Linked DNA regions of Mus musculus: all the other regions are linked to region 5. Evidence: chromatin loops called from intact Hi-C (ENCODE). Cell type or tissue: heart. All regions are shown on one strand.

Region 1 (5,000 bases), 220 kb before region 5:
CAGACCCCTTCAGCTCCTTGGGTGCTTTCTCTAGCTTCTCCATTGGGGACTTTGTGTTCCATCCTATAGATGACTGTTAGCATCCACTTCTGTGTTTGCCAGGTACTTGCATAGCCTCATATGAGACAGCTATATCGGGGTATCTTCAGCAAAATCTTACTGGCATATGCAATAGTGTCAGGGTTTGGTGGCTGATTATGGGATGGATCCCCAGGTTGGGTAGTCTCTGGATAGTCCATCTTTTTGTCTTAGCTCCAAACTTTGTCTCTGTAACTCCTTTCATGGGTATTTTGTTCCCTATTCTAAGGGGGAATAAATATCCACACGTTGGTCTTCCCTCTTCTTGATTTTCTTATGTTTTGCAAATTGTATCTTGGGTATTCTAAGTTTCTGAGCTAAAATCCATTTATCAGTGAGTGCATATCTAATGACTTCTTTTGTGTTTGAGTTTCCTCACTAAGGATGATATCCTCCAGATCCATCCATTTGTCCAAGAATTTCATAAATTCATTGTTTTTAATAGCTGAGTAGTACTCCATTGTGTAAATGTATCACGTTTTCTGTATCCTTTCCTCTGTTCAGGGACATCTGGGTTCTTTCCAGATTCTGGCTATCATAAATAAGGCTAGCATACATTTTCATTGGTTTAAATGCTTACTTAGACCTCTTAGCAGTTCAGTGCTTGGATGAATACCTTGGTTCTAGGCAGAAAGAAGATAATAAACTGTAGTGAGCTGATTTGCTGTATTATATAAAGTGCTGATCCTATGAAGTAGTTCTGTTGGGGTATGACAAACCCCTTCCAGATACCCTCCAGTGGAAGGCTCCAAAGATGGAAACATACTGACGGAGGTTGTGCTGTCACCTGAAACACCTTGGAGATCTGTGATGTAGATGTTATGTATATTTATAAGCTTTTGGGACAGAAGGGTTTTCCTTCAGATATAGTCAACTTTGTATTTTAAAGTAGAAACTGGGATGGGGCGAGGGCAGGTAGCTCAGAGCGTAAAGCATTTGGTGCGTGTGCTTTCCAGCCTGAATTTGCATCCCCAGCCCTAAAAGAAACCAGTCACTGTAATGGTGGCACATCCTTGTAACCCCATTGTTGGAAAGCAGAGACAGGTAATGCCAGAAGCTCCTGACCAGCTAGTCTACCAGAACCGTGGGAGTAAGATGTGTTCTCAAACCAAAGCGGTGGAAAGCGATAGAGGGGGACATCCTAAGTAAGAATGGCTACATGTGCATGTGCACCTGCGAATGTGCACGCATCACAGACACGATAATTAAATATGTTAGAAGGGAAGATGTTAGTTAACCAAGTGACTGCAAGGAGACATGCTGATTGTGTGTGTGTGTGTGTGTGTGTGTGTGTGTGTGTGTGTGTGTGTGTGTGTGAATATGATGTATATGATGTATTCAGCTTTTATATCACCTGTTTACTTTCTAGTCAGAAAGACAAGATCTTCATTCTAGACACTTCACCATCAGTAAAATAACGGTCAATCTCTAACTTTGTTTCTAATATAATACTGCTTTAGGGGGAAGATTTTTTAGTGAGAGGAGACACGTCCTTGATACTTTGAGCTTCATTAGAAGATGCCTCCAGTTACAGGGTAGAAGGATCTACCTGAGCCACAAGTCCAGAATCATACAAGTGGACAAAATGGTCCTACACCCCAGTAAATAAAGTGAGAAAAAATATGAATCACTTGACTGTTGGTTACTATCACATGACTTAATTACCTTGTTTTTGATGAGTAAATCCATGAAATGTAGGATAAAAATGTCTCAGCTCCAGATATATCCATTTGCCTAAGAATTTCATAAATTCATTGTTTTTAATAGCTGAATAGTACTCCATTATGTAAATGTACCACATTTTCTGTATCAATTTCTCTGTTGAGGGACATCTGGGTTCTTACCAGCTTCTGGCTATTATAAATAGGGCTGCTATGAACATAGTGGAGCATGTGTCCTGAGTGAGGTAACCCAATCACAAAAAAAGTCACTTGATATGCACTCACTGATAAGTGGATATTAGCCCAGAAACCTAGAATACCCAAGATACAATTTGCAAAACACAAGAAAATCAAGAAGAAGGAAGATCAATGCATGGATACTTCATTCCTCTCTAGAATAGGGAATAAAATACCCATGGAAGGAGTTACAGAGACAAAGTTTGGATCTAAGACAAAAGAATGGACCATCCAGAGAATGCCCTACCCAGGGGTCCATCCCATAATCAGCCACCAAATGCAGGCAATAGTGCATATGCCAGCAAGATTTTGCTGAAAGGACCCTGAGATAGCTATCTCGAGTGATGCTATGCCGGTGCCTGGCAAATACAGAAGTGGATGCTCACAGTCATCTATAGCATGGAACACAGGGCTCCCAATGGAGGAGCTAGAGAAAGTACCCAAGGAGCTGAAGGGGTCTGCAACCCTATAGGTGGAACAACAATATGAACTAACCAGTACCCCCAGAGCTCTTGTCGCTAGCTGCATATATAGCAGAAGATGGCCTAGTTGGCCATCATTGGGAAGAGAGGTTCCTTGGTCTTGCAAACTTTATATGCTCCAGTACAGGGGAATGCCAGGGCCAAGAAGTGGGAGTGAGTGGGTAGGGGAGCAGGGAGGGGGAGGGTATAGGGTACTTTTGGGATGGCATTTGAAATGTAAATGAAGAAAATATCTAATAAAAATTTTTAAAAATATGTCTTAATATATCCTGAATGTGCTATGGTAAATGATTTCTTTACATTTATTTTAAAAGCCATGCATTACTAGTCCTTTATTCCTAAAAGACAGATAAAAATGGAAATCCCTGTGTTTGTTTTCCCTCTTACTAAATGTAAAAAAAAAAAAAAAAAAAAAAAAAAAAAAAGGTCTCAGCTATAAAATAAAAGGCCCAAGGATCTGTCAATAAAATATAACAGTGGGCTCCAAACAAATGGGAAGGAAAGCGGGGCTGTGGTTCCACACGGCCACAAGATGGCACTGTTTCTCCAGCACTGACTCAGGTCCTGGTTGAAAGTTTCTCCAAAGTATGTCACAGTTTAATTCTCATATTCAACTTGCCAACAAAAGAGCAAAACAAAGCAGATATTACAAGAGTTTTATCTAAAATAAGGCAATGTCTGATTCTAAGTCAACCCCTTTTTATGGCCTAGCTGTATAATTTTAGATTTAACATCTTGGATGTTCTTTATCCATATCTGTAAATTAAAGTCACAGTCCATCAGTTGTTCCTATAACTGTAATGCACAGGAATGAGACACCCATGAGAGGATGTGATAAACTGTAATAGAGTATGACATTGGTTCTTAAGATTAACGTTCATAGAAACCACCTGAGGATGTTTGGAAATGTGTCCTGCAGATGATGTGGCTTTGGGAAGGGGGGGGGAAGCACTTGTCTCATACCCATGAGTCCCTGGGTTTCATGAACAGCACTCTAAAATTCATATCCCCAGGTCCAGACATGCTTCAGAAGGTTTGAGACTGGAAATATTCATGTGCTGCATAATTAATCAGCAATTATGAAAATGTGCAAAGTCTCGGGTCACAGCCTGAAAGGCTTCAGTATGCCAACACCCATGGAAAGAAATATTTCCAACTTAGAGATTAATTCACTATTTAACTAAAAGTTGAACAAGCACTCCACCATTTTTAGACTAACTAAAGGTACGTGTATATTATATTATAATACAAATATATCAAGTGTAAGTGCCCATTCTCTTAAGTTAATAGAATGGACTTGAGAAGGAAGTGTTTGCTGGGTGACAGTCAGATAACAGGACCAGGTGCAGAACATCTGGAAGTCAGCTGATAGACAGGTATGCTCATGTTGTAGGACCCAGACAGAGTTGATGGAGTCCCCCTGTGCTCTGCCTTGTGACCCCTATACACTCTTATTTGTCTATAAACAAGTGACTTGGTGTCTTCTATTAAAGACTGAAGCAAGCTCTACTGTACTGAAAGAGAGTGAGAAAATTTAGCAACAAAGTTCCATGAACCTCTTAGAATTCTTTGTCACACAACTGCCAAGGTTTGTTGGCTAAAGCCAATGGAACTTTTTCTAATCTCTTCTCTTCCTTCTCCGTCTGCAAGGGGTCTCAGTCTGGTTCCCAGAAAACATGGTGGGAAAGATTGAAGGTCTAGCTCTAGGCCAGAGGCCAGTGTGTTATCCTCAGAACCTGGGTGTGCATGCTCAAATCCCATCTTAGGTATCAAGAGTGCACAACAACAAAGTCTTTACAAATTGCAGCAAAACCGGCTTCATTTGGAAATATATTCAATACTCATCAATAAAGAGAGACAGCAGTTTATGTTGAACCACTAGGACTCTTGATCTTTCTACAACTATCTATCAAATAGTTCTTACTTTTTACAGCTAGGCACTATTCTAGGATAACATGCTAATAACATGCTAATAACATACAAAAAGACCACCAATCTGGAGCTGGATCTCTCATAACAGGACGGACAAGAATTTGTGTAATGATTGTGCAGAATACTATGTTATGAGATTATAAATGCTCCGATCCGTTTATCAGGACAGGGAGAATTGAGGCAAAGGTAGGGAGAGAGAGAAAAAAAAAGCAAGGTGTGTTACTACTATATAGAGTGGTCAGGAGAGGCCTCAGTGAGATGGAGCAAAGATTTGCAGCAGGGTGGCCTAAATCTGAGGGAGGACTGGAACAAACGCCAGGACAAGCCAAACACGCGTGAGGGTCTGCAACGGGGTCAGTATGGCTGCAGTGTACAAAAGGAGAAGCATGACAAAGAGAGGTGACAGTGTCCAGATGCCTGGAGCTGGTCTTGTTGAGGGACAAAGACCTTGCCAATGCATCTTCCTATTTCCACAGCTAATGCAAAGATAAATTGCATGGACCAGATACTTCTATTGTGTAGCTTTATTATTTAAACAAAATTTCTGGGGCTGGGGGAAATACAACAAAGTTGCGGGTCTTCAGGAAATGAACGTTCCTTTGGAAATGAG
Region 2 (5,000 bases), 56 kb after region 5:
TAAGATATAATTTGCTAAACGCATGAAACTCAAGAAGAATGAAGACCAAAGTGTGGACACGTTGCCCCTTCTTAGAATTGGGAACAAAACACCCATGGAAGGAGCTACAGAGACAAAATTTGGAGCTGAGACGAAAGGATGGACCATATAGAGACTGCCTTATCCAGGGTCCATCCCATAATCAGCTTCCAAATGCTGACACCATTGCATGCACTAGCAAGATTTTGCTGAAAGGACCCTGATATAGTTGTCTCTTGTGAGACTACCACGGGGCCTAGCAAACACAGAAGTGGATGCTCACAGTCAGCTATTGGATGGATCACAGGGCTCCCAATGGAGGAGCTAGAGAAAGTACCCAAGGAGCTAAAGGGATCTGCAACCCTATAGGTGGAACAACAATATGAAATAACCAGTAACCCCCCACCCCCCATCCCCTGCCCTAGCTCTTGACTCTAGCTGCATATGAATCAGAAAATGGCCTAGTGGGCCATGAGGGGAAAGAGAGGCACATTTGTCATGCAAACTTTATATGCTTCAGTAAGGGGGAATGACAGGGCCAAGAAGTGGGAGTGGGTGGGTGAGGGAGTAGGTGGGGGAACATATGGGGGACTTTTGGGATAGCATTGGAAATGTAAATGAAATAAATACCCAATTAAAAAAACAACAACAACAAAGGTCACATCATGTATATCCTTTTGTGGATTTCCTACTTTTGTCTCCTTAGACTACAATCCTGAGCTTATAGTCGTCCAAACAACTTTATTTGAATTGGCCATTAGAACATGTGCTTAGTTATCAGACCATGATGGGCAAAAAGAGACTAGAGGACTAAGGGAAGTGTGGAAGCTCGCATCTAATTCTGTATCTATGCAGCACTTTTGACTTGTCCTCCGTTTTTAAGCTGTTCCCTTGGATTGCCCATACATGGTCACAACAATCCCACAGAATGCCCATCCAACCAATCTCATTGTTTAATCAACATTTCTGAGACCCAGGCTTGTGTAATCCTCCAACAGAAGAGCAGAGGAAGCAAAAAGTTTGAAAAGGTGTGGCTCTGAGGCTTCCTTGTGAGCTGAGCCATGTTCTTAGTTTCTTTATCTTGTTTTGTAGACATCCGCATAGCCAGATGAGCTGGCAATGAGAGCAGTCTGCAGCTGTGCATTTCCACATACATTAATTGCCTTCCCTTCAATCTATGGTAAAACCGTGCATTCAGAGGTATCTTTGACAGAGAGAGGCCTTTAACTAGATTGTTTCCCATAAGTAGGAATGGGTCTTGAACCTGAGGTTTAGTCACCTGAAGACATCTTTTCCTGAGGACTTTCAATCTTCTCCCCAACTCACACATAATGAAGGACATGTATGTGTTTTGCTCTCGTTTTCTTTATATACCCAGGATTGCACTGAGCAACACCAAAAGGGCACCTGGAGACATAATTATCCAGGGTCTTTGATGAACTTTGCTGTAGATTTGCTAAGTGAATCTTGGCCTCTTTGGTTGATATTTGTAAACCAGATTTACTTACAGGTCAGCCAGGGCAGTGTCAGGACTTTCCTTGTGAGTTTATGGTGAGATTCCTGTATAGATGCTAAAGTTCTGTTCTGAGATTTAATCCAAGGCAATGTAGATATTTCCATTTTCAGGCTCAAGTTAAACACCCTAGACACAGCCAAGCACAGTGTCTAGAATGGTACTTCAGTGCTGATACTCAGTACCCTACATGCAGAGTGGGATGAGAAAAAAAAAACCTATGAAAGGAAGGTCTTTCTCTCTCCCAGGTGCCTTCTTCCAATCTGTATTTAAAGTGTCTGTCTAACAAGCCAAAATAAGCTTTATATGCAAATATCTAGTCAAAAACTCTGACCCATCATTGATTCTGCTCCACTGAATAGTATGCCCTATTTTCTCCTCTGTGAAAAATTACACACACACACACACACACACACACACACACACACACACGCAGAGGCATGCATGCACACACATGTACATTTGTATACACACAAAGCAGAGCAAAAGAAACAGAGAGGCAGAAAGCAAGAAAATCAATTGATGTATCAGTCAATCAGTCAACCATAGCCCCCTATATTCTTCAAAGAGGGAACAACCTTGTGAGTGTGCCATTTGCCTGATTTAACAACTTCTGTTACTTAGAGATTTTCTGCAGTGCTAAAGCAACATCTCTTATATCAAGGCACAATGCCTAAGTGTCCAGCCCACCGTTTCCTATCCATCAGAGCAAAGAAGCAGAAGGATGCAGGCCCATCCTCCTTGGGCTTGTACATTAGCATTCCAAGTCCCACTAGACCAAAATCAGGCATTGTGCTCTGAACCACTAAAGAAAATGAGATCAATGAAAGTTGTATCCTTTCTGTGGCTTTGCTACCTGAGGCTTCCAAAGTTTAGGCTTAAGGCAAACACAGTGGGTCTAGCAGGTATGTGCTTACCTCTTATGCCATTAACAATCTCAAGTTGCTAAGTGAAAGAAGGACCCAGAATTCCACAGCTGACTAGGTTATCATGCTTAGCAAATGAGCAGTGAAAGCCACGCTTTAAAGAAATCATGAAGCTAAGCACCCAATCCATACCTAAGGATTGGTCCTCCATACCTCCTTCTACTCATGCATGACTTCATAACTCAAAGCAGAAGTCTTTCACTTAGTCACATATTTGTTCTCCCACCCAGGAAGCAGTGATGCACATGTTACCAATTCTATTCAGGGACTGGGTGTAAAGTAAATGATCACCACAGACCTCTAGGTGTGAAACAGCACAGCGAATCCCCCTGGTGTTTTGCTACTTGAATTCAGTGTAGCATAAAATGAAAACATTGGTTTGATTAGACTCTGGCAAAACTCCAGAGCTAGTCACATGGACATAGTCATTAAAGCTGGATTGAAACCTGTGTACCACAAGGGAACTCAGAGAAGGAAACACACTATCACTTCTTTCAAAATATTTTAGAATAGTTTCTTTCGTGTGGCCCCAGAAACCTCTGCAGAGTGCACTAGAGACTGTGGAAAACACTCTTTTCCTCCCAGAGGGACTGTCAGGCTGGAGGAAATGCCTCTCGACCCTCTGACACCAGAGGCAGAGTCCAGAGCTTATCCAATGCTGTGGCCAGGACATAGAAGGTCTCAGTGGTAAGTTTCACTTTCCTCTTCTGGTTGATTTTAAGTCTGTTTCAGTTTCTACTTTCCTCTTCCCTTTCACAAACACTGAGTCCTTAGAAGCAGCAGAGCACCAGCTGATTCATCCCCCCCCCCCCCCCGACTGCCCTCTTATATAATCCTCTGAGTCTCCACTTAGAGTGGACTGAGATTTCTCAGCCCACACCCAGCTTTTCCCAGCAGCACAGAAACAGATCACCATCATGAGGTCAGTGCAATCTCTGCTTCTCCAATTAAATGATAAACTGAGCTGATCACTGCACAGCAGAGTCTTAAGTTGTCTGCTTGCTTGTAGATTGAAATCACTTGCATGAGCATGGCTTTTTTTTTATTGGACCTTTTTCATTATTTCTCTGTGTAAATGTGCAAGACACTGCAGTTTCTAAAACTGCTCACTGGATGCCCCTGGAGAATATTGATAGACACGGGTAGGTCCACTGAAGCACAAAGTTTGACTCAAAGCTAGCACTAGAGGAGTCACTCTTTCTGGGATTTGTTGGTGTTTTATTAAAAGTGATCAAGACAATAGAAAGTTGTGTGTGTGTGTGTGTGTGTGTGTGTGTCTATCTGTCTGTCTGTCTGTCTGTCTGTTTGTCTGTCTGTGTTTCCATGTGTGTGAGTTTGTTGTGTTTTTCTGTATGTGTGTCTGTATGTGTGTGTCTCATTGTTTATGTGTATCTGTGTGTGTGTCTGCATGTGTGTTGCTGTGTGTTTGTATGCGATGTGTGTATGTGTCTCTGTGTTTGTGTGTCTGTGTGTGTGCTTTTTCAAAAGAACCAATCCTTCGCCAGTAGCTAGTGTAAGAGTTGGAAACAGTAGTGCAAGCTCACTTCATGTTTGTGAAAACTATGACCACTTCATGATTGAGGTTTTAAGAAATAGTTCTCACAGATGAGCAGGGCTTTTATTTAAATTGGGTTTTTTTTTAATTTTTCATATGCCACAAAATCTCAAAGGTTAAAGTTTTTTTTCTAGTATCTAAGGCTGCAGGACAAGCAAAAACACATTTCCCCTCAAATACAAACTCTGCTTAATTTGTAGCTATGAAAGCAGAACAATGGTTACCTAGAGATGGTAAGGGTAGAATATGAAGATACACACAGGAATTTCAGGGATGTCAGACATAACCTATAAGGAGTGTGGGTGGGCACATGGGCATAAACAATTGCTGAGACCCAGTGTACACAAATCATTAAAATAAGTGCATTGTATTGTAAGTAAAGAGTAATCATAGTATTTCTGATGTTTTTAAAGAGATTTATTTATTTTGTATATATGCATACACTTTGGGTGTCTGCAGACAAACCAGAAGAGAGCATCAGATCCCATTACAGATGGTTGTGAGCCACCATGTGGTTGCTGGGAATTGAACTCAGGACCTCTGGAAGAGCAACAAGTGCTCTTAACTGTTGAGCCATATCTCCAGAGAGTGAATTGTTTTTAACTGCAACTATAACTGCCATTAGAGGAGACTCAGAGAGAACTAAGAGGAAGGGCTAATGTTTCTGACAAATACATATCATGTAAGGATACAAGCCTTGTTGGCTGAGGGAAGGCTGATGTTATTAGCTACTGTGGAAGCTAAGAAAAAAGACAGTCTTCCCTACCCTCAACTCCACGGGTAACAAGGGTTAGCAAGGTTCAGGTTGGAAACACAGGGGATGACAATCATGCACCTCCAACTACATTAGCTTACTCCTTCCCATAGAATGGGCCTCTGAGAAGATCAGTATTAGTTCTGAGTGTGGTTGACCAGAAAACTGACATGTGTAGAACATTAATGGCAAGCCTGAACAAGAGACTTTGATGTGTTTTCTGTTTGGCTGAAT
Region 3 (5,000 bases), 310 kb before region 5:
GTACTAATATATATTATTATATGTAATCTATACAAGTCCTATACGCTCTCAAATACCCCGTTTACATCATTTAAGTGGACCTTCCTCTGTTGAAGTGATTGATGCCATCCATGCCTGGGAATATACTTTTCTAGTTGTGTCACATCTATTCCTGACCACTAGAGGGGGCCACCCTATAATAAATGATTCTCACCTAACAGAAACACAATTGAATCAGTGTTGCTAGGCCAGGGCTACAAGTTAAGGGTAGCACATGTCTGATTTATTTTTAAAAAAACCACGAGTAACAAATCAAAGCTTTGGGCAGGAATGATTTGGAAAGGAACTGGAGGCGCTGATCCACAAAACGTTCACAGTTGTGTGCTAGAGGCAGAGCAGGGGGGACTTAGAAGCATTTGCGGTGGACGATGGAGGGCCCAGCTTCGTCGTATTCCTGTTTGCTGATCCACATCTGCTGGAAGGTAGACAGCGAAGCCAGGATGGAGCCACCGATCCAGACAGAGTACTTGCGTTCTGGAGGGGCAATGATCTGTCAGGGTAAGAAGGGAAGAATATTAGTGCCTAGCAGACGTGCCTTGTGCTGTCCCTTCCTGGAAAACGAGGACATTGTTCTCTATGAGGGGATGGGTTTGTGGAAGTTGGAGTGTTTCCCCAGTGAGCCCATTGATTTTTCTGTTTTTTTCCCCCTATGAAATCTATGCCAAACCATCCCTAATTCCTTTATCCCTTTATTGGGCAAACCCAAACTGGCCCTAGAGCCCACACGGGGCCCCTTTGTAAAAACCCTGACAAAATCTCTTGATTCCAGAGCTGACCTCAGCAGGCGCTGCACGTTCTACAGAAGTCCTACTGTGTGCAAAGACGATTGTTCCTGAACTTTCTGTGCAAGTAATCTTCCACCTGATTAAACTGGCCACTGCTTTCTGATGTCCTGACCATAAGCACCGCCCAACACAGAGGGCTCAGAGTTCCCATTCCGGTGTATCTCCTGTCATGCTGGCCTTATTCAGAGTACAGATCTTACATACCAGATCATGCCCACTTTTTGTTTTGTTTTGTGTTTTGTACGAGTGAATGGCGGAGGCGTTGTGCAGAGTATCAGACAAGGGATTTCTCTGTTGCAGCAACTCAAACATAGAGCCAAGCAACACCAAATTCCACTCTAGTCTTAGTTTCTTGAGTAGCAGAGGATGCTCTAGTAAATAAAGTGTTTGCACATGCTAGCCAGGGGCTTACTTTGTCTCTGTCTGCAAGCTCTGGTTCAACATTTAATCTTTCCTCCTTCACCAAGCTCTCACTGTGCCCTGTGCCAAGGGTTCGACAGGTTCTAGCTTACTTAACTTCTATAATAATTCTGAAGGGTAGGTATCCAGTGATGTTCAAGTTGCAGATGAAGATACTGGCTCAGGGGACTGTCAGTGATGCTCGCTAGTGGCTGTATCAATAGCAGGTTTAATTTCAAAACTGGCCCTCAGAGGAGTTTTGCTTTGAAGGTACACATTTTTGTTTTTCCATAGTGAGGGGGTTTGGTGATAATTTTAGATTTCCAGAACGTTGTACCCAGGCTCATTTTATGAATGTACCATCTTGGTGACCTGAGCTTTTACTGGGTGTCTGTGTTCTCTGACCATACTGGACCCCTGAGTTTCACATTCATTTCCATCTCAGAAGTAAGGTTTGGAGAATTGAGGCTTGCCTAACTCCTACTAGATGCAGCCTGTCTGTTCTCAAACCCCAAGTACATAGAGTTGGCAGCATGCTCAGCTAGGTATGGAAGGAGGGGGACTTGAGCTGCTCTGACATGCACAGGAAGGAGCACAGGCTCTTCAGGAAGCAGTGGCTCACTCCCTATAGACCCAGGACAGGACTCCTCAGGGCCCATTTTAAGTGGTAGTGTTAAAATCTAACCCACTGTCACCTTGGCCTCATTCCCTTTGGAAAGAACAGAGAGCCTGTTAAACTGCCTCTTAGCTTGTGGCTGTTCTAGAAATGCCCCTCCTGCTGCTTTCTGAGTCAGAGGGTCTTAGTGTGGTACCTTGATCTTCATGGTGCTGGGTGCGAGGGCTGTGATCTCCTTCTGCATCCTGTCAGCAATGCCTGGGTACATGGTGGTACCCCCTGACAGGACGTTGTTAGCATAGAGATCCTTCCTGATGTCAATATCACACTTCATGATGCTGTTATAGGTGGTTTCGTGGATGCCCGCTGACTCCATCCCTGGAAAAGAGACACAGGCAGTGATCCTTGGATGCTGGGTAAAACTCAAGCTACACATGGAAAATCAAGTTGGCCCAGCTACGTGGTCATCTCCTGGGTGAGGCTGGCAGGCATCATGAACTAGAAACTACCACATCTCCTGGGTGAGGCTGGCAGGCATCATGAACTAGAAACTACCACTCAAGAGACTAAAGGCCCTTCTTGTGCTCCATACCATCCTCCTGGCTCTTGTCTAAAGGAGGAGGTTCAGCTGCAGCGATTCTGGGGTGAGATTGCAACATGATAACGCCAGTGGCTGGATAGATATTCTGCTATAATTGGCTTGAGTAAGGAGCCAGGCCTTCCGATGCCTGGTAAGAGGTAGGGCCAGGGCCATGGGTCTGAGCAGGTTCATCTCTCTGCCATTGTTCCTTTATGTTCCCAACACCCAAGTTTGAATGGTGCAACTGTCAGTAAAGTGTCTCTCCTACTTGGATAAAGTGTTTTGTTTGTTTTCAGTTTTGGTTTTGTTTTAAACACAGGTCCTTGGCTGGCCTGAACTTGCTATATAGAACAAACTGGCCTCAAACTCATAGAGATTCGCTTGCCTTTGCTTCCCTAGTACTGGAATTAAAGGCATGTACTACCATGCCCAGCTGCCAAAGATGCTTTCTATGCAATCTTTGTACAGCTTTTTTTTTAAGGGGTAGAGGCGAGGGGTGGAGTTTCTTGTTGACTTCTGACATAGACTTTTTAAAATATACCACTAGATGGCGCCCACGGCCTTCTTAACATTGTGATCTAGTTATAATAGCAATGCCACCAGCTAGTTTTACATTGCTGGCAGTAACCAATTGTTGAAAGCTTATTTTGGACAGGCCCTGTGCTGAGGGCACCGCACAACTCTGCTATAAAACTTCCAACTGTCCTGGTATGAAGAAACTGACTCATAGAAAGCTTTAGTGACATTCTCGAGATCATGAAAATAGAACAGAGTTTCAAGCCCAGGCCCCCAGCCTCCAAAGAGGATGCCTCTGCAGACCCAACGTGACCCTGCCGTGCCAGTGTGGAATAGACGCTCTCTACTTGTTCTGTTTTCCTTCTCTCTCAGCAACCCCAAACTCTCAGCACTCAGATCGTCTTCCCCAACCACCCCTGTGTTCCACTATCGTAAACGTAGATAACTTTTAACCTTTGCATTATGTGCGGAGAATGCGTCTGTCTTGACTCTGACATAAGAGAGTTTTCCACGGGAGACAACCCCTGTTTTGGCTCCCTATGTCTTCTCATTTTGGAAATGTGACACCATCCCTACTTTAGAACTGCTTCTGTTTCTGAAGCCCTGGTTCATTTTTACCTGCTAATGGACCCTGATAGCAGAGGCTTGGCTTGTTCTTGGTACAGAACAGGGAGACCCCACTCTCCATTGCCTACCAATGAAAGATGGCTGGAAGAGAGTCTCTGGGCAGCGGAAGCGTTCGTTTCCAATGGTGATCACCTGCCCGTCAGGCAGTTCGTAGCTCTTCTCCAGGGAGGAAGAGGAGGCGGCCGTGGCCATCTCATTTTCAAAGTCCAGAGCTACATAGCACAGCTTCTCCTTGATGTCACGGACAATCTCACGCTCGGCTGTTAAACACATAACGAACATGATACACATTAGGGTTGATACAGGCGCTAAAATCTACCTGTCCCATGTGACTCTTCTACTGAACCAGCTTCTCAGAAGTCTCAGAGTTTTCAAAAATGCCTAAAAGATCTTTGCTGCCCTACCCAGATCGGCAGTAGCTTGATCTTTGACACATTTTTCACTTTTCAAAATGAAGCAGATGCTCTCTGGGAACAGCCCCAGTTCCATTGGTACACACGGAGAGATGGGAAAGGTCCCAGCTATACCTCTCTCTATTGTACACGTTCTCTTCTATTTGTAAATGAAGAAATTAAAAAATTATCCACGTAGTTCTGTGGGGTGTAGCTGGGTGGTAGAGGGCTTGGCTAGCCAATACAAGACCCTGGGTTCGATCTCCAGCAGTATAGACAAAAACGATTTTCCACTTTGACTTGCCGCCTACACTGATGTCTATAGCTACTCTCAAAGAAACTGTAATAGCTTTACAATCACAAAGCAAGGAAAGCTAAGCTTTCTCTGTGCATTGGGGTCAGGCTTTACTGTTGGCTAAGTCTCTGACATACCAACCCTTTTTTATTATTTTATTTTTATTTTTTTAATTTTAGCATGTTAATATTATTATTTGTATGTGTATGCATGTGTGTGCAAATGGGTGTGCATAGGAGTGTGTGCTTGGGTGTGTTTATGTGTGTTTGTGTGTGTGTGTGTGTGTGTGTGTGTGTGTGCATTTCAGGTGTGTATGTGTGGACATCAGAAAGCAAATCTCAGCCGTCAGTCCTTGCCTTTCGCTGTGAGCTCAGGAACTGACCGTAGGTTGTAAGGTTTGCACAGCAAATGGTTTTATCAGCGAAGTCTCCTCTCTGGCTTTATGTCCCCATTCTCATGGGGACAGCCCTCCTTCTGATAGGTTACAGTGAGCAACATAGTGTCTTCCATCCTCTTCCCTCCACCTCCCCCCACCCCCGAGCCTCACCAGTAGTCACGAAGGAATAGCCACGCTCAGTCAGGATCTTCATGAGGTAGTCGGTGAGATCTCGGCCAGCCAAGTCCAGACGCATGATGGCATGAGGCAGGGCATAGCCCTCATAGATAGGCACGTTGTGAGTCACACCATCTCCAGAGTCCAGCACAATACCTGGGGAACAATTAAGTATGCTGTAAGTCACCACGGCAGCAG
Region 4 (5,000 bases), 220 kb after region 5:
GTAACAAGTGCTTTTTAAATTTACTTGCAGAGTCAGCAAGATTACTCAGTGGGTTCAGGAACTTGCTGTCAAGTCTGATGAGCTGAATTTAAAATCCAGAACTCATACAGTAGAATGGGAGAGCTGATTCCCATTAGTTGTAATGTGACCTCCACATGTATGCCATATGTAGACAGACAGACAGAGAAAAGGACAGACAGACAGACAGACACACACACACACACACACACACACACACACACAGGTAAATGGATGATAAAAGTAAAGAATTCACAGTCAAGGCCAAGGAAAATTACTATAATCACAAAAATCTACAGAATGAATTTTAGCTATTTTTACCAGTCACACAGCCCGATCTTCTCTCATGCCCCTTCCTCTCCACCTAAATCCTCCTTCCCAACAAGTTTCCTCTGGCCAGCACACCTTATCTTATGTGTGTGTGACCCACTGAGGCTGAATATAGTGGCAGAAGCATGAGGTGTTTACTTGAGAACAGGAACTTCCAGTAGCTGCTCCAAGAAAGGAACCGACTCCCTCTCCTCCAACAATCACTATCCACCATAGTCCCTTAAGGAGGAGCAAGACTGGGTAAGCTCCTCCCATTTCCATGAAATGTTGGCATGCCCAACCTGCGCAGGTCTTATGCAGGTAACCACAGCTGCAGTGAGTTCGTGAGGCCAACCTCCATGCCACGTTTGCCGTGTGCCCTTCTTCCTGCCTCTCTTCCATGATATCCCCCCTAGCCTTCAATGGGTGAGAGAGGTGTCCCATTTAGGGGACAGCACGCCACTATTCCCTGTTCTTGGCACTTCAGTTGAGTCTTTGCATTGATTGTTGGCTGATACAACAAGGAGCTGCTCTGGAGAAGATTGACAGTGACACTCATCTATGGATATGCGCATGAGTATTTAGAAGATAGCTTGGCAAAATGACAGTAGTAGCCCTCCCACTCCACTCCTATCAGGACCTGTGGCTTTTGACCATGTTTTTCATACCAGGCATGAATTCTCTCCAGTGAACTGGGCATCTAATCCAACATGAAAGAAGTTGGTTGTCTCCATAAGATGTAAACCACTATTGCAACAGTGGACACATCTTTGCCTGGCATGATGGTGGTATAGGAAGCAGTGTTCACAGCTTGAATGAGACTGTTGATGGCTGTTCTCTTCCAGCAAGCTGCCTAACACCTTCCAGCACTATGGGAACTATCCAATTGGAGAAACTTGTAGCTTTATTCCGGATAGATTTCTCCATGTCTTGTAACTTAAGTGTATGATGTCTTCAACAACAATAGGGCCTTACTACCAAGTTCTTGTTGGCAACCAAGAGCAATGACAGTGACCTCTATTTGGGGGCCTCCTGACTCACAGGGAGCTACCCTTCATTTGACTCTGTGGTTTCTGTTTATAACCTATGGCTTCTATATTTATAACAGGCAGGATGTCTCCATTCAGACTGTTTTTAAATTATGCTTTTAATAAACTTATAAAATAATGGGTTTCTATATGACTTTTTCACAATGTTTAAGGTTGGTTATCTGTCCTCCATACTCTCCTCCCTCCTTCTCTCCCTCCACAAAATGTTTGCACCCCTGAGATGTCCCTTTCCACATTCATGTCATCTACAAACTGCCCTCTCCAGTGATGGTCTGAGGAAGATGCTCAAAATGTCATTTTTGTTTCAGGTCATAAAATGTAGGGTACGTCTACATATCATATCATTTGTGATATGACTTAATTATGCTGAGTACACTAAGCTAATATACTAATATCAACACGAGTGTGAGTTATTAAATCCCTGGGGAGCAGGGCTTCCCACATCACAGTGTCTTTAGATGCTCATAAAATCCCAGAAAGAAGCTGTTGCCTATGTTCAGCCCTTTGTAGAGACTTAAGAAAGCCTAGTGAGGGATGGAAGAGATGGCACAGTGGTAAGAGCACTTACTGCTCTTACATGAGACCTTAGTTCAGTTCCCAGTACATTTATAGTTCATAACTGTCTGCAACCCAAGTTATAACGTGTCTCCTGGCACCTGTGGGCACCAGGCATGCACACAGTTCATATGGATAGGCAAATATCCATATACATAAAATAAGAATAATACATATTTTTAAGAAAAATAAAAGAAAGAGAGCCCAGTGAGGTTACATTGCCTAAAGTCCTTCTGTCGATGGACAGAGCCAGGTTCTCCAGGCCAAGTCTTATATAGATTTCACTATGGCATGCATTACAAAATACCTAATATACTGTTTATTCCAGGCTTGATAGAAGTTATTCATTGACAGGTTTCCAAAAAAAAATCATAATGCAATAATTCTTTCAATGTGAATGAGAGAAATATTTGAAGTATATCCCTCAAAAGTATTCGCTTTTATAGAAGACACTGTTGCCTTTAGCCCACATTTATAATAACTATATCCACAACGTGTGCTGTGTGCTAGCGTGTCAATGTACCCAGTGACTAATCTTTTAGGTAGGCCTCAATCAGTTTTGCAGTGAAAGCAGTTCTTGAGTCAACAAAACTTTACTTTTGTTTGTGGTGGTTTCACTAAATAGCCTGAGGGAAAACAGAGAATTCCTAGGAAAGTGATGCCATCTAGTGGTGCAACTAGGCAGAGGGCCACATCCCTGCAACATAAAATGCAACTATTCAGCCTTTTAAGGGAGTGAAATACTAGATTCTAGTGAGATATAAACTGTTGCCTTCTCGAAGCACCATAAAGCCACACCTTCGTGCCTTCCCTGTCGTGATGAACTGTATCCCTTAAATCATAAGTCAACATAAATGTCTCCTCCTTTGAAAAGTGAGAAAAAAATAACAGGGAGGTACAAAATACCAAGCAGTGCTTTAAATGTGCAAGAACCTTGAAAACACTGTACTAATGGGAAAAGCTAAATATAAAAGTTATATGGGACATGATTTCACTTAGGAGTGATGTCTGGAATGGGTAAATGCATGGAAACAGATGCGGGTTTGGCAGGGGCTGAGAGTGGAGACTCTCAGGAGTATGATTCTTTTTTCTGATGAAAATGTCCTAAAACTAGATCCTCTACAATGTCCTAGCTACTGTTCAATGTTGTATTCTAGGTGTTAGAAAAACATGAAGGTGTAAAAGCGAGTTTTTGTGCTTAAAAGTTAAGCTTCAGTGGCAAAGATAACAACAGTAGAAGACAGGATGGGATCCTGGCAGTGGGATACAAAGAATAACTTCTCTGGACAACTGGGGCAGGGAATTGGCACTTCTCAGTAGTATCCAGGCAAAGCGTTGTGCAGAAAAACTTCTGGAGAATGAATCATAAGGGAACCAACACTCTGCAGAACCTTAACTTGTTTCAGAAACCCCATATGTCCTTCAGTTCACTCCTTCCTGCCTGTTGGTGCAGTTGGGGAAGCATTGTAGAAGGCTCTCACCTCACTGCCATCATGTTTAAGCCAAGGTCTTAGAAACTGGAAGTCCCAAGGAGTTGGAAAGCTGCCAAAGCTCTTCTTTGGAGTTCTGAGCTTCAAGGGGATTGATGAATCTCATGAGCCATTTTAAGCAATGGTGAACCCTCAACAACTGTGTGGTAGTCAGAGATTCCAAACATCAAGTGATGCAGGGGCTTTGGGTTTGTTATGTACGCCATTGTGGAGGAAGTGGATGCATTTTTGAATTTAAGAGTCACACAAGGTCAGTGGAAGAATAGAGGAATCAAAGAGAGCTACACCAAGAGAAGATTCTCAAAGGCCAAATGTTGCCCTATGCCTGAAAAGATCTTAGTTAGAGGTATTAGAGAAGACACCCAAGAACATCACAGAATGGAGAAACTGAAGTGATTAAAATCATGACTGACAAAGTGGAAAAAAGAATGACTTTTTTTTTGTTCCCTTTGATGACCATAACTCCGTGGGTAAGATTGTCATTCAGAAACACCATACTGTGTTGGCCACAACTATGAATCATACAAAAGCGTCGTGGAAGCAAGAGTTGTCTAGTGTTTCATCCAGCCAAAGAATCCAGATGTTTCCAGAAACTTTGGTGGTGGTCCTGGAGATGGTTTGGGTGGTAATAGCTATTAGTGTTGAGGGAACCTCAGCGTTCATGATGGCTTTGGTGGCAGCCAGGTGGTTGTGTATGTGACAGCAGTGAGGATGGCTAGAATGGATGTGACAGTGATGGTGGTTATAGAGGAGGTGACCTTGGTTACTTGAGAGGAAGCAGAGGCTGTGAAAGTGGTGAGCAAGGTTATGAAAACCAGGATAGTGGCTATGAGAAGAATGGCAGCCATGACAGTAATGGAGGAGGTGGAGAACTTTGACTGAGGTGGTGGAGATGGTGGAAGCTCCAATGATTTTTGGCAATAACAACACTCAGTCTTCAATTTTTGGACCAATGAACAAGGTGGAGGTGGATTGTTAGGGGCAGAAACTCCAGTCCTGATGGTGGGGAAGGACGGTGCTTTGTTAAACCACAAAACCAAGACAGATGTCGTAGTTCCAGCAGCATCAGTAGCTATGGAAATGGCATGAGTTCTAATCATTGCCCGGAACCAAAGCTCAGCAAGAGACAGGGAAGCCACAGGTTACAGATGGTGAACTCAGCCAAGCACAGGTGGCAGGGCCTAGCTTACAAAGAAGACATGTTTTAGACAACATTCATGTAATTGGGGGAAAATCCTGCAGGAATGTATTTGTGACTAATTATACAGCAAGTTATTTTTGCCCCTGTTCTGGTCAAAGGTATAAAGCTTTCTCACAAAGGGTTTTAATGTAGAACTGTTTTCCACCCATGATGTTAATTGCTAAACATATAATCTTATTGTGATGCCAAATACAGGTGTCTTTAAAAAATAAAAAGAGGTTTAAAAGCCCCACAGAGTAGTAATGTGCACCTATGTTGGTCTTTCAGCAGAGATATCCAAGTACCAATAGTCTGCTCCTACCTTGAAGACACATGGCAAATATCTCAAAGAAAATTTCTTGGTACTTGCTCCAATTAACAATGAGAAATAATTTGTGG
Region 5 (5,000 bases):
GCTCCTCAGGAAGAGCCACCCTAGCTCCTAACCACTGAGCTACATACCCTGGCCTCATCTTTTACTTCTTGGCCTCTAGTTATGCATCTGATTGACCTTGTTCCAAGGCTGGTCATTCTCACTCTCGTGTGCTTTTATTTTTGTCTTGACTTTGGATTTTTTTTCTTCTTGCTTTATATATTGCTATATATTCTCTACTGAGTAAATTTATTTTAATTAAAAAGGATTATACAGGGCGACATAAGGCGATTTTCATGAACGAATCACTGTACTTTGAACATATTCTCCCCATATTTCACTGCCCTCAGTTTCATTTAGACTTTCCTCTGACCTATCTTCTTATGTTATTACTTCTGCTCTCATTAGCCTTATATCCCTACTAGTTCCCGCCCCTCTTGACTCAGTGAGAGTCTTCTTAGATCACTCACGTTAAACTATCTCCCTATGAGTCACACAGTCTAGCAAGGAAAAAGCTTTTTTGCTTTTTTTGTTTTGTTTTGTTTTTGTTTTTGTTTGTTTGTTTGCTTTTGTTTTTCGAGACAGGGTTTCTCTGTGTAGCCCTGGCTGTCCTGGCACTCACTTTGTAGACCAGGCTGGCCTCGAACTCAGAAATCTGCCTTCCTCTGCCTCCCGAGTGCTGGGATTAAAGGCGTGTGCCACCAAGCCCGGCTGGGAAAAGCTTTTTAAGAACCCTTGACAAGAAGCTGAATCTCTCCCCACAGTACGGTGATTACATTCCTCTCTTAAAACCATAAAGAATGGCTTGGGGGTCAGAGTGGGACAATAAATACAATTGTACTTATAAGACGAGCAGCATTGTGTTTGCCTGCCAGGAAAGGGGTCCTGTAGAAATATCCTACAAAGAAATGACGGTCCTGGTCCTTCGAGTCAACGCTGCGCTCTTTGAGAAGGTTCTCCAAAGCCCGCACAAATTTCATACCAACAGGAGGAATCCCTTCTGTTCAAATTGATTGATGATCTCTCCCACAAGCTCCCGCTGGAGCCCACCAGGCCTGATGGTAATGAAGGTACACTCACCGTTGGTCATGTGTGCTGTGGTCTGGGAGGGACTGAATGTTGTGAAGACAGTCTCGGTGATGCTAACAGAGACCAACCCCACTCACTCTAAGCCTGTGACCATCCGAGGAGACTTTTGCATCCAAGTTGGTAAGAATGGTTCTGTAGAGAGCCCAGCTTGTGGTTTCAGCCCAAGGAGCTGGTGGACTTCAAGAGTTGTGCACAGGACTGGATCTATGAGTGACAGGAAGGCCCCTGCTTTGCCACCTTCTGACCCCTGTTCCCACAGGCAGGGGACCAGCAACTCTAGATATTTCTGGATCTTCCTTTGGCCTTTAGGGATCCTCTGGGAGCTGTGACTCCCTGTGTAGTGTTAAGTACCACTATTAGATTAAAATGTCTCATCGCCTGTGAAGAGAAGGAGGAGGAGAGGGAGGGGGAGGGGGAGGGGGAGGGGGGGGGACTCAATTTAGAAGAGAAACTAAATTGACAAGACCGAAGTGTTTAACCACCAGGCAACAGGGAGGGGTATGATGGATCCTTAGAATGACAGTTCACTGCTAAAACTCTTCCTTTCCCCATCCCCTATCTCCTTTCAGTCCTAGGGACAGAAGCCAGTGTCATGGGCAAGAGCTCTGTCACTGAGCTACATCCTAGCCTTGGAACCTCACTTTCTTTTAAAGGACTTTGAATGTCATTATCTTTCATTCTATCCATCTATCTGGATCTATATCTATCTATCTATCTATCTATCTATCATCCATCCATCCATTTATCAAGGGTGCCACACGGAGGTCAGAGGACCACTTGCAGGAGTCGATTTTTACTTTCCCTGGGATTAAAATCCCATCCCAGCTCAGATCCTAGGGCTTAAAGTCAAGTGATATAAGCCCCTGAAGTCATCTCCCCTAAGCCAGTTGAGTCTCAATTTCAATTTAAATCCAGGAATTCAATTCAGGATCATGTCCCTCACTAAGATGGACTATTAGGAAACTGGAAATGAGTGAACCATCCTCTAAGAATCAACTAGGTATTATCTCTGCTGTCCAGAATATTACAGTCTGCGAATTAATCCGCTTCAGTTAGCAACATCAGTAAACATTAAAAATAGGAAAGGACAGAAAAGGATCCTGTCTGGTCTTGCATTGTGCAAGGAGAATTCTATGCTAGAGCTGGGCTGGAGCACCAAGACCCAGAGGCTGGAAAATTCATGGGAGCTTCCTGGAAGAATGGATAAAACCGTCTCTCTCCCAATTCCGGAAGTATTTCTGCTGCAAACTCTCAAATTTAGCATCTAGGGATAATAAAGCTAAAAGCGGCGGAGAAGGGCACCCTCTGGCGACAATAGCAGGACACAGTGGGAGGAAGCAGCGCTAAGATGGAGTACCACCCCAAAACAAAGCTCCCTGGGAGCTGTAGTCGAGCCAGGTTGCCTGGGTGAGTGCAGTTTCCCGCCCTTAGTGATGTGGGGACCCAGCGAGATGGAGCTCACTTTAGGAAACAGCGGGGAGTCCCCCAAAGGACTAAGGTATTCCAGCCACACCCGACTAACGCTGCAAATATGTAGGAAAGAGAGTGAAGCAAGATATTTTTAATGAGTAGCCCTGTCTAGTAGTAGATCCCTCAAAGCACCAAGTGTGGGTAGGGGTTACATCCGGCACCCGGCAGTCAGGAGTCATTGGCCACGCACCCTTCGCCAGCGTCCATTCTGCCGAAAAGCAAGTTCTGGCCTTCTGCAGTTAATGCTTTTTTACCCATCAGCAAGATGCACCAAGATGAGACTTAGAGGTAGGTGGTCGTCGCTCTTAAATGTGGGTGGACGCAACTTTTGTTTTCCTGGGCTGTCCACTAGGGGCGCGTGGTGGACTCTGGGTCCTAAGCTATATATCTAGTCACTCTTTTATCCAGAACCCACCCTCAGCTCACTCAAAGGCTTTCAAAAACAGCTTTTTTTTTTTTTTACTTCCGGTTGTTTATTTGAGAAGGAATGCACCAGAAATTACAGAAACCTTTTTAATGTCCCACAACCTCTCAACTCTGTAAGTCTATTAACATGTTATTGTGTAATGGTCTCTCCCCCTCCCCAACCTCCCTGTGTTCCTCAGGTTTGGTGTTTTAAAATGACAGCTGATGTAGGAATTCCTCTCTGTGGAGATAGAGTGGACACAATGAATTTCTTTCTTCCCCCCCCTCCCCCTCCCTCGCCCTCTCCCTGCCCCCCTTCTCTCTCTCTCTCTCTCTCTCTCTCTCTCTCTCTCTCTCTCTTCTTTCTTTCTTTCTTTCTTTCTTTCTTTCTTTCTTTCTTCCTTCCTTCCTTCCTTCCTTCCTTCCTTCCTTCCTTCTTTCTTTCTTTCTTTCTTTCTTTCTTTCTTTCTTTCTTTCTTTCTTCTTTCTAAAATATTTTCTGGATTTAAATGTTGGTAAAGGAAGAAGAGAGGTAAACGTTAGAAGTAGGGACTGGGAATCTCAAATTAGGGTGCAGTTCAGAGATGAAGAAGGCACAATGAGGTATTTGTGTCCTCATGAGGAAAGTATTTGGGAGTGCTGAAAGCAAGCAGTGTAAATAGCATCAGGACAGCAACTGCTCAGGAGGCCATGCGCCTGAATCACACTTATACTTCAGTAAAATGTTAACAAAGACTCCGAGACAACAGAAGGAAAAATTAGAACACGTTGGCACCCTGAGAAGTGTGCTATTCAAAAGAGTAAGGCAGTGGCTGAAAAGACCATGCAGGAGGAGATAGGACCATCAAGATACTCTGAGCATGAAAAATACACAGGGTCATAGAACAAGGGTTAACAAACTGCCACCCGGAGGCCAGCTTGCTATTTGCTTCTATAAATGAAGTTTTATTGGATCAGGTGCTCTCTTACGCTGCAACAGCAGACTGGACTAGTTGCTCACAAAGCCAGAGAAAATATTTATTATTTGGCCCTTAACAGGGTCCAGAACATCATGATGGCCATGGTTCAAATTCCTGGGATGCTTGAAACATGAGGGCTAGTAACTACTCGTGACTGCTAAAGCAGGGACACACATGGTTGTTTGCTTTGCCGCTGTTTAAAAGAGTTCAGTAGTTTTCCTTTGAGATGTACTTTAATTTAACAATGAAAACGGTTCTAAAGTAAAGGGCTGTCTCTGGTCTTGCATTCTTCTAGAAGAATATCTGTATACTTGCTGCTGTCAGTTGCTTGTGCTAGAGAACATGGTAAACTCAGTTTTTAATGCTCAGAAGAAAATGATAAATATATGAGGATATCACCATTGTCAATCATCTGGGGATAGCTAGAGGAGACAAATGACCTTGATGGAGAGGTGCAATGACAGACTTTGTCTATGGCACTCGAGGGAACTTTGTGTGCTTCTACAAAGGGAGATGTTTACATCTCTACCCTGCTCAATTCTGAAAAAGGAACACACCAATCAAAGACAGCCTTCTGTACCTGATGTCTGAAAAGCGCAAGATGCATTTTTATAGTATCATGATTCTGATATGAAGGGTATTTATTTACTTGTTTTGAAAAATGCTTTTGACTGATGTCTGTCCCTTAAGATTTTCAATCTTGTTCCATGGGTTTAACAAGTAATCCTGCTTACTGATAACTGAAATCGGGTAAAGAGATTTTTGAGTCTTGACAAGGAACAAAAAGATGGGCAGCAGGCTCAGATGAGAGAGAGAGAGAGAGAGAGAGAGAGAGAGAGAGAGAGAGAGAGAGAGAGATGGGCACTGCTAAGATGCAGTTTCATGGCGTTTTCTCTCTGAGATCACTCATAGATGCAGAAGGATTTGATTTGTTGACAGCTGCTGCTATTATTAGAGGACAATGTTGGCGTTATTTCTTTGGCCATCCTTCCAGAAATAAAGTATGTATTGTATTACTCAACATCCGTTTCACATTCGAAAGGCATTCTGTGTTGGAAGGCACTTGCAAGGCTCACAGGGCAGTGCCTGGGTTAGAACAGAAGCACAGCTGGGGCACAT

Evidence for each region. Peaks named below come from ENCODE experiments on the same cell type or tissue, not always from the same donor. Only the 100,000 strongest peaks of a DNase experiment are listed, where the experiment ranks them.
Region 1: a loop joins it to region 5, with 6 times the contacts of the local background. A loop is called at or near these places in 15 of 42 quality-filtered maps.
Region 2: a loop joins it to region 5, with 2.8 times the contacts of the local background. A loop is called at or near these places in 6 of 42 quality-filtered maps.
Region 3: it touches region 5 in a loop (7-fold over the local background); 12 of 42 quality-filtered maps call a loop at or near these places.
Region 4: a loop joins it to region 5, with 2.6 times the contacts of the local background. A loop is called at or near these places in 7 of 42 quality-filtered maps.

Annotation. Positions count from the first base shown.
Region 1 is chr19:34,331,505-34,336,504 of GRCm38, forward strand. No RefSeq gene overlaps it. Among named protein-coding and RNA genes, the nearest start is that of Fas, 43 kb to the left of the region's middle. In heart, a CTCF peak has its summit at 2,986 (motif pointing right); a DNase peak (open chromatin) is centred at 2,997; H3K27me3 peaks cover 317 bases.
Region 2 is chr19:34,604,620-34,609,619 of GRCm38, forward strand. Ifit3b (interferon-induced protein with tetratricopeptide repeats 3B) reads left to right here and starts at 3,338. Exons shown (of 2, transcript NM_001005858.3): 1 at 3,338-3,379. The coding sequence starts at 3,375. It also overlaps a transcript of Ifit1bl1 not described here. In heart, no CTCF peak of the experiment used is centred here; a DNase peak (open chromatin) is centred at 3,092.
Region 3 is chr19:34,241,282-34,246,281 of GRCm38, forward strand. It overlaps Acta2 (actin, alpha 2, smooth muscle, aorta), which reads right to left. Exons shown (of 9, transcript NM_007392.3): 6 at 4,797-4,958; 7 at 3,631-3,822; 8 at 2,036-2,217; 9 at 1-529. The coding sequence ends at 386. Among named protein-coding and RNA genes, the nearest start is that of Acta2, 12 kb to the right of the region's middle. In heart, CTCF peaks have their summits at 155 (motif pointing right) and 2,960 (motif pointing right); a DNase peak (open chromatin) is centred at 2,980.
Region 4 is chr19:34,770,425-34,775,424 of GRCm38, forward strand. No RefSeq gene overlaps it. Among named protein-coding and RNA genes, the nearest start is that of Gm22082, 23 kb to the right of the region's middle. In heart, a CTCF peak has its summit at 2,608 (motif pointing left); no DNase peak of the experiment used is centred here.
Region 5 is chr19:34,548,218-34,553,217 of GRCm38, forward strand. Ifit2 (interferon-induced protein with tetratricopeptide repeats 2) reads left to right here and starts at 2,477. Exons shown (of 3, transcript NM_008332.3): 1 at 2,477-2,805. In heart, CTCF peaks have their summits at 2,345, 2,554, 2,877 and 3,838 (motif pointing left); DNase peaks (open chromatin) are centred at 2,424 and 3,994; H3K4me3 peaks cover 1,191 bases; H3K27ac peaks cover 2,617 bases.